Linked DNA regions of Homo sapiens: all the other regions are linked to region 2. A link is a contact called in ENCODE Hi-C data. All regions are on one chromosome and are shown on one strand. Each heading gives the region's core, a stretch centred on a gene start or an enhancer-like site at or near the end of the contact. The rest is flanking DNA. Distances are from core to core; before and after follow the strand shown.

Region 1 (2,964 bases), core at 319-2,818, 540 kb before region 2:
GGTCTTACCCCATAGTCCAGCATCCCTGGAGCCTCTTGCCCATGCCAGGTGTTTGGAGCAATGGGACATCGCAGAAATAGTGTGTGCAACCTCCCAGGGGACAACTTCTACTGTCAGCTGACCAGACCAATCAACTGTAGAGAGCAGCAGCCTGAAGATAGGACACGAGCGTTGAGTTGGACAGATGCTGGCTTGACCTTGGGATGTCATGTGCACACACACAAACACACACATAGACACACCCACTAGATATGAGGATTACAGGAGCTCACAGGATGTGCCTGGTGCCCAGTAGGTGCTTGGTCAATGTTCCTTTCCCCTCCAGCAGCTCCTGTCTACTCTTCCTTGCCAGAACCCCATCCTATCCAGCACCCTACACTGCAAGTTTCTGAGCCACTTAGGTCACAAGTCCCTCTCTTCTCTTCCAGGTGTGACAGGTATGCTTGGGGGACACCCACTTTACACAGTCAAGATGAGTCTCCTCACTTGTTTATTTCTCAGGCACATACATTGGAGAGAGGCTCACAGAGTTGAAGGGACTGGAAGCCCACTTCTATATACAACTCCAGGTGGGCAGCTGCTTTTCTACCACGCCGGATTGAACCTTCCCCCCTGGTTTGTCCTGGCAAATCCCCGCTGGGGCTGAACCACATGTTGGGTTCATGGCCAAGTCCATCCTCAGCTTGGCCAGCTGGGACCAAGATGCTAAAATTTCCTCCCACCCAGAGCAAGGGCACCCACATTGTTCTAATGCAGGACTCCCCGGAACAGTTTCTTAAAAGAAACAGAAAAGTCAAAACTTGTCAGTATATCCATGAACATGATCTTCAGAATAGCAATCATCATTACAGAAAAACCGAGTAATTGTCTCTCAGGTGCCAGTGTGCAGCTGTGAGGCATCCGTGCCAGAAGCCTGAGGAAGAGCCCAGGAGTGTGGCCTGTTCTTGGGAACTGAGGCACTGCGGCTGGCCCCCTGTAAGCTGGTTCCTCCTCGATACACCCCACACCTCGATGAACTGGAGTTCCATGTTCTCAGACCCCCCAGAACAGAAACCAAGAAAACCCATTTCCTCCAGCTGGAAATTCCCAAATAAGTCCCTTCACCCTTTCCTTGTGTTTGGGGTTGTGTGTTCTTAAAGTGGCCCAGTTGGGACCCTTCCCTGCCATTTTCCCTGGGCCCCAGTGCAAGCTGTAAACAGCGGTCACCAGGCCAGCCCTGTGTTTGCTGGCAGCACTGAACTTGGCCCCTTTTCCCACTGAGGGAGGGCAAAGCTGACTACAAGGCAAGACACATCATCCTGAGCTGGGTTTGCGGGAGGCTTTCTGTCTCCTCTTTTTTCAGTGAACCCAGGTGTTGTCAGAGGAAGTAACTTCTTATTGTAGGGTTGGGATTTCATCCAGCACAGGTGTAAGGGCTCAGCTTTATGCATTGGCTTTGGCCTTAAAATGTTCTGTCCCTAGGCCTCATGCAGGTCTTGTCCCCTCTGCCAGCCAAATTTCTGCATGACCTAGGGCCGGTCACTGTACCTTTTGTGAGAGGAGGCAGTTAGGGGCTGGCTAGGCAGGTAGAGATGGAGAGTCTCTGGAGAGAACAACACCCACAGGGAAGTATATTCTTCCCCTGTTACGTAGCTAGCAGGTGGAGATGTGGTTAAGAACTTCCTCTTATACCAGGATGTTTGCTCAGAATGGACTGTCTCAACTTAGGCACAAGCACAATAAATCAACTAAATGTCCTTAACTTGACCCAGCTTATTATAATATCATGAACATGACATCTACGTTGCAGTTTTACCACCACCCCCACCCCCAACTGGGCTTTTCTGTAGTGCCTATGGGTAATAATTACAATGGAGTAACTGTGGACAAGAAGGCACCTGCACAGTAAGAAGTGGAACTAGGAAGGAACTTGGAAGTAGGAGGTTATGTAAGATGCAAATGAGAAAAACATCTCTAGAAAGGAGGGATAAAAACCCTTGGATGAGCTGGTCAGCAGCAACCTACTTTCAGGTCCCCTCTCTTTACTGAGAGCTGTCTTTCTGTCACTTAATAAAACTCGACTCTCCCTTACCCACCCTCCTGTATCCGCATACCTCTTTCTTCGTGGCCACGAGACAAGAACTTGGAACTTACTAAAATACAGAGTAAGGAAACTGCAACATTTCTTAGGGGCTCACCCAGGATAACCCAGACCTCTGTTAACACTGTAAAGTTCACCCAGCCCTCCTAATTGTTATATCAAAAAACCCCACAAAGGACAGTCCTAGTGGACCAGGGAAACAAACCCTAGAACGCCCACAGAAAAGGCGCCAGCCCCTGAAGCCAGTTCTCTGGGTCAATCCTATCGACCCTGTCCAGGTCCCCCCTTAAACTTGCCCCACCATAGACATTTTTGTTCTAGGTGAGTGCCAGCCTCCCTGATGCCCATACAAGAAATGCCTTGTGAATATGGCCCTATTAAGGTACAGGTTCCCTTTTCTCTACAAGACTTAAGACAAATAAAGGGAACTCTTGGTAGATTTTCAGGCAACCCTGGCAGGTATATAAAGGCCTTCCAGGATTTAACCCAAGTATTTGAACTCTCCTGGAAGGACATTATATTTCTCTTAAAGCAAACCCTGACCACTGTGGAGAAACAGCCTCCCTGCAAGTTGCAGAGAAATTTGGAAATGAGCTTTGTACCTCATATAGTGCCAGAGAAGACAAGGCACCTTATTCAATTGGAAAGACGGCGATACCATTGTAGGACCCTAAATGGGACCATGATGATAACATGGGAGAATGGAGGAGGAAACACTTTCAGGTGTGCATATTGGAGGGCTTAGGAAGGACTAGAGCTAAGCCTTTCAATTACTCAAAACTGTGATTGACCAGAGATTAGATGAGAATCCCTCTGGCTTTCTGGAAAGGCTAAGAGAGGACTTGATGAAGCATACCTCTCTATCACCTGATTCAGTAGAGAGA
Region 2 (3,025 bases), core at 316-2,815:
TGTGGCTTAAATTTAACAAATTAAAGCTTTTTCACATATCGTTAGATGACTGCATATATGTAAACTTATTTGGAAAGAACATCAAAAGTTCAGGTTTTTTTTTTCTTTTGAGACAGAGTCTCACTCTGTTGCCCAGGCTGGAGTGCAGTGGCCTCCTGAGTAGCTGGGATTACAGGTGTAAACTACCACGCCCAGCTAATTTTTTGTATTTTTAGTAGAGATGGGGTTTCACCAGGTTGGCAGGCTGGTCTCCAACTCCTGGCCTCAAGTGATCCACCCGCCTCCGCCTCCTAAAGTGCTGTGATTACAGGCGTGAGCCACCATGCCCGCTCAAAAATCCAGATTTCAGGCCAATGACTACTGGCTGAGTGGACCATGGGACACACACCAGTGGGAGGTTTTAGGGGAGCTATCTCATTAGACGCTGCTCCGTAAGAGCAAGGAACTTTTTTGGTTTCCTTTGTCTTTGATTTATTTCTAGTGCTCAGAATATTAGTTGGCAAAACTGTAAGCTCTAAAAACATATTTATTGAAAGAGTGAACGGGGATGGGAAACACGAGAACATTCCTATGTCATCTCCCACCCGCTCCTGGTTTCCATCAGAGAAAAGATTTACGAACAGGAGAAAGACAAGCTCTCACCTTCAAAACTTGGTACTGGGAGCAGTGTCTTTACGCCAGCACTGGCGGGGAGGAGTGCCCAGGAATCTACAAAGACAAATCAAGTTAAACGACGAAGGTAACAGGCCGGGACCCCGATACAACCTGGGCCAAAGGTACTACTTCTTATTTTTATTTATTTTATTTTTTTGAGACGGAGTCTTACTCTGTCGCCCAGGATCCAGTGCAGTGGCGCGATCTCGGCTCACTGCAACCTCCGCCTCCCGGGTTCAAGAGATTCTCCTGCCTCAGCCTCCGGACTAGCTGGGATTACAGTCGCCCACCACCACGCCCAGCTAATTTTTTTTGTATTTTCAGTAGAGACAGGGTTTCACCATGTTGGCCAGGCTGGTTTCAAACTACTGACCTCAAGTGATTCGCCCGCCTCGGCCTCCCAAAGTGCTGCTATTAAAGGCGTGAGCCACCGCGCCCGCCCAAAAGTACTTCCGCCGGAGGAGTCTTGAGGTGTGGGATGCGGATTCCACTAAATGGACTCAAAGGCTCAGGCTCCGCAAAAGGCCAGCCGGGATCTCTGGGCGCCGACTCCCAGACGCAGCTGTGACCCTCTTGCACGAACCCCTACGGTGGAGGTCGGCGGTGCGATAGCGTAGTTCCTAACCAGTGCTTCACCAAGCATATGCAGAGCCGCCTTTTGGGTTAGGGAGAAAAAGCACTGGAGGGTGGGGGAGGAAGAGGGGTAAAGTCTTTAGGAACCAAAAGGGACTTCTGACCTGACAAGGGCACCCGCAGGAGCGGCGCACTAGCGCGAGCCAGCAGCCTCCACATGGTCACGGGCGTCCGGCGGCGCGGAGCTCCCCCAGCGACTCCGGCTGTCTCCTGCACCCAGGTAAGCAGCGGCGCTCCACTACCTAGCTGTAATCGGCTCAGGACACCGCTCAGTGGGGCCGGAAGTTGTGTTCACTCGGGTCCACTCCGCAGAGTCCCGACGGAAGCGAAAGAAACTCGAGCGACGGGGGTTGAGTTCCGGGGGAGGTTGAGTTCCTGCGGTCAAAGGCGCCGTCCGCCCAGCCACGCCCAGGGGCCCTGTTGGCTCTCTAGGGTTCTCCTTCCAATCTCCAGTCTTTCCCCAGAAGAAGAGGGCGGCGGGGCGGGGAGTCTTTTGTTTTATTTATTTATTTTTCTGCGGAGTACAACTGTTAGTGCCTGCCGGTTGCTTAGCAAGGTGGTCCCTTACGATTCACAGCCTTTGAGATGATTTTCTAGGGGACCCCTCAAAGACATTAGGAGAATACCAGATTTAGCAATGGTTTAACATGTATAGGGCAATTGCAATGTGTCATTGAGTACCTCATTCGTTAGTCCTGCCAACGAATCTGTGAGATAAGTCATTATACTTATTTTGCAGATTCCATCCTGAGGGTGAAATAATTTAACTTGTTCTGGGTCATACAACAGGAAAACAGTACCATCAGAATTTGAGCACAGTCTGTGATTCCAGAGATCTCAGTGAATGAACAATATTGTTGATGAAAAGAGTGAAATTCTGTAAGATATTGGAAGAGATTTATTCTGAGCCAAATATGAGCAACCATGGCCTGTGACACAGCCCTCAGGGGGTCCTGAGAACATGTGCCCAAGGTGGTAGAAGTGCAGCTTGGCTTTATACATATTAGAGGGGCATGAGACATCAATCAAATGCATTTAAGAAATACATTGGTTTGGTTCAGAAAGGCGGGACAAGTCAAGGTGGGCTTCTAGGCTATAGGTAAATGTAAACATTTTCTGGTTGACAATTGGTTGAGTTTGTCCAAAGACCTGGGATGGATAGAAAGGAATGTTCAGGTTAAACATAAATGATTGTAGAGACCAAGTTTTATTATGCAGAGGAAGCTCTTAGATAGCAGACTTTAGAGAAAGACTGTTGTAAATTGTTTTTTTATCTGACTTAAAGGGTGCCTGGAGGCCGGGCGCAGTGGTTCACGCCTGTAATCCCAGCACTTTGGGAGGCCAAAGCGGGCAGATTACCTGAGGTCAGGAGTTCAAGACCAGCCTGACCAACATGGTGAAACCCCGTCTCCACTAAAAATACAAAAAATTAGCTGGACGTGGTGGCGGGTGCCTGTAATCCCAGCTACTCGGGAAGCTGAGGCAGGAGAATCACTTGAACCTAGGAGGCGGAGGTTGCAGTGAGCCGAGATCACGCCACTGCACTCCAGACTCCAGACTGGGCAAGACAGAGAAAAAAAAATATGCCTGGCTCTTAGTTGATTGTCTCCTGGATCTGGGAAGGAAGGAAGGAAAACAAAGGGGAAAGAGAATACCTATAGAAATGGATTTTTCCCGCAAGAGACTTTGCAGGGCAATTTCAAGATATGGCAAAGAAATATATTTTGGGGTTAAATAT
Region 3 (2,965 bases), core at 277-2,776, 700 kb before region 2:
TGTCAGGCAATTTCGACAACACCATTCTCTACCATCTCTTGCTTTTCATAGATTTGTTTCCTCCAGATTCTACAAAAAAAGAAGATCAAGTCTCCTTGTGCAATGATTTACTCTCTGATGTATATTGGTGCCAGGCACGTGTACTGCTTTCAGATGATTCAAGAATAACAGCGATTTAAGAAAGCTGTCGTTAAGTTTTCTCTTCTCTTTGTCTGTATGACATTATTTTTACAATTATACTTCCAAAGTTTGCTCTTTCCGAACACCTCAAGACCCGTGTAATTTAAGCAGTGATTTTAGGGGTCTCTGTATATTTTATATTAATTTCAGAAACATGCTCATGATTATTCCACCAAAACTATCAACTGTTACATAAACATCTGTCCTTCTATGAGTTACAAAATAATTGTCTCCATCCCCACTTAACCATCTTCTCTCCTTCTTTGAGCAACTTCTGAAAAATAACACCCAATACTGATGGCATCTCATTCTATTCAGCTTCTCAGACAGTAAGACGTTCTTTTCTTAAACAGTAAGATGTTTTCTCAAGCCCCATGCAAAGCACTTCTTTGATATCAGTTTGGGGAGGTCGTACTCTGGAGCCTTCATCCAAAGGGTAAAGTACAGCACTCAGTAATGCGCGTCCTGGGAACGAGGCCTAAGCAGTGCTGGCCACTGCCTCCTCCAGGCTGGCATTGTCTGTGTTCGCCAGCCCCGCCGCGAAGTTAGCTCATTTGTGATCAGGCCAAGTCCCTTTAGATTTCACGCAGACGCGGGTGCAGCCTGCTCTGGGACTTGAAGTCCGCTGGAGCCTGGGCCTCTGCATTATCCGGGTGGAGCTCTCTCTGCTGCTGCCGCCAAAGGATCCCGCCTGGATGCTCATCCCGCCACCGTCGCCCACCCCGCCGCTGCAGAAAGGCAGCAACTGCCACACACCTAAGCAACTTGGCGGGCTATTCGCCCTGCAGCTGCCGCCAGCGCGCGGCTCCCGCCAGCGCGCTGGCAATCAAAAGTCGGAGAAAGCGCGAAACCTCCAGGCACCTCCCACTCCGCCCAGCTACCGCGCAGCTCCTCCCTAGCCTCCACTGGGAGACAGGGGACGCCCATGAGCGGGAAAGAGCAGGGCGGTGATTGCTTAGTTTATCCTGGGACACGGGAACTGGCCGTGGACTGAGTGGTGCCGGGGAGGGGATCACTGAGACCGGGAAGGGTCATCCAGACAAATAGGGAGGGTGGGCGGGTTGGCGCGCAGTACCCTCGGCCCGGCCTTCAGACCCACCTGCGCGCGCTGCGCGCTCATCCGGTCCTTCCCTTCAATCACTGTCTGGAGTGATGATAATTGGCTTCCACAGTGGATGAGAGATGAGTCATTTACATCCAATGAGAGAAAAACAGCCTCCAGAGACTCTTCGTCCATTGGCCAGCGAGAGTGTCAGTTCCCAGGCTCCTGCCGCGCACGGGCGAGCCCTTCTAGGCGGGAAAAGTTCAGCTGAGAGATATAAAAGAGCAGTCTTTCCAGCACCTGCAAATCCAGAGCGGCGGGCACTGACGGGCACTTGCACCGTGTGGACAGACTCTCCGGTTCTGTGAGTGGTTTTTCTTTTCCCGGGTCGGACCTGGAGTTCTTAGGGGGATGGCTGACAAGGGCAGTAGGCAGAAGGACCTCAGCCCAAAGTCAAGGGGGTTTTGGATGGGGAGCTGGGCAGCCGCCCGTTGTAATTCCCTTCCCCCTGTCTCAGCTTCAAAGGCCAAGAGTTGTACTCCTGAAGAGATACTTAGAGATCATCTGGGTGTTCCTGAATCTCGAGAGGGTCGTTTGACCCTGGTGGGTCCTTTCCCTGCCCGGTGCCGTTCGCGCCCATAGAAGGAGACCAGGTTCGGTTAAGCAGAGCAGAAACTATTCACTGATCAAGGAATGGAGTAGGAGAGCTCCTGCTCAAAGTGCCTGGAGTGTAGTGTGAGGGTGCTTCTTAAGGTCTTTTAGGGCAGGTAGTTGGAAAGCAAGGATTTCTGGAAAGAGACGGGGCTTTCCAGAAACAGCTGAGTGTGGCAGTCTCCTATTTTCTGTTGCCACCCAACACTACATGTGCCTAGCAAGCTGCGTTTCTCCCCGAGGCACAGATTGAGGTATGGTAATCAGCAAGGATTCAGGTTAGGGTAGCGCTTCTAAGTTCGTTTCCCATCTTGTAGCACGGTGGTTACTGACATCCAGTCTCTGTTTCTGTAAGCAAGCACAGCTTCAAGCACAGGTTACCTTCATAGGTTCTGGGGCTTTAGGAAAGCATTGAGGTCATCCTGCGGTGACAGAGGCAGCTGTTCAAAGAACTTGGTGCGCCTTTGAGGCGGGGGTTGTGGAGTGAGGCAGGTAAAAATGCAGATTCCATAGCCACACCCCGACATACTGAATCAGAGTCTGTGAGGGTGGGATCTGGAATCCTTTTTAAAAAGCTTAGAGGAACCAATTCACACGAACAATAAAAGTTTCATCTGAGCCAAAGTCCTTAATCTAGAAATGAGGAAATGGGGATCCCTAAAAGGGTTACAGGGAGAGGGTTGGTGGAAAGTTAGACTATGACAGTTTTAGGGTGGTTCTTTCCTGGCCTTGGAAAGTTTTCTCAGCTGCTGCTCTGATCAGTACACAGCTGAATGCTTTAGGGGAACCCTCTTCATATATCCAGAGTTCCCTCTCTGTGCAGGTCTCCCACCATGTCTTTGGCCTGTGACCTCTTGTCACCTTAGTCTCTCAGCTTTGTCTCCTTAAATCTGGAATTCCTACTGGTTTTGTCTTGCTGCCCTTCCTTGCCACACTGGCCTGGAATTCCTCAAGGTAGTCTGCTAAAGTGGATTATAGGATACATTTCAATTGTCACTGTCCTTAATTGCATAATGTCCAGTTCCTTGCAAACCATTGTTTCATATGTTTTGCTCTTTTTTGTTTTGTTTTGTTTTCATACTAGGGGGAAAT

The links. Hi-C counts contacts between places; a loop is a spot of excess contacts on that map. Pooled maps may share reads with other maps.
Region 1: a map of OCI-LY7 shows a loop between it and region 2 (3-fold over the local background). The contact joins the enhancer-like site here to the promoter of MRPL16 in region 2. A Hi-C loop is called at or near these places in 1 of 168 maps with a recorded cell type or tissue (OCI-LY7), 2 of 37 single-sample maps with no recorded cell type and 10 of 50 pooled maps.
Region 3: a loop to region 2 is called in a map with no recorded cell type, with 9 times the contacts of the local background. The contact joins the promoter of FAM111B here to the promoter of MRPL16 in region 2. A Hi-C loop is called at or near these places in 3 of 37 single-sample maps with no recorded cell type and 8 of 50 pooled maps.

Annotation. Positions count from the first base shown.
Region 1 is chr11:59,271,888-59,274,851 of GRCh38, forward strand. No RefSeq gene overlaps it. Among named protein-coding and RNA genes, the nearest start is that of MPEG1, 60 kb to the left of the region's middle. RefSeq lists an enhancer at 1,263-1,312. Within about 2 kb of position 1,569, at least 6 of the 41 ENCODE cell types and tissues checked have a DNase peak (open chromatin) inside an H3K27ac peak, as active enhancers do; they include OCI-LY7, where a contact is called at or near this core.
Region 2 is chr11:59,809,213-59,812,237 of GRCh38, forward strand. MRPL16 (mitochondrial ribosomal protein L16) reads right to left here and starts at 1,566. Exons shown (of 4, transcript NM_017840.4): 1 at 1,392-1,566; 2 at 643-708. The coding sequence starts at 1,446. RefSeq lists an enhancer at 1,560-1,779.
Region 3 is chr11:59,105,711-59,108,675 of GRCh38, forward strand. It overlaps FAM111B (FAM111 trypsin like peptidase B), which reads left to right and starts at 1,527. Exons shown (of 4, transcript NM_198947.4): 1 at 1,527-1,586; 2 at 2,958-2,965. LOC105369315 (a long non-coding RNA gene) reads right to left here and starts at 1,015. Exons shown (of 3, transcript XR_007062680.1): 1 at 1-1,015. RefSeq lists enhancers at 1,416-1,505, 2,646-2,695.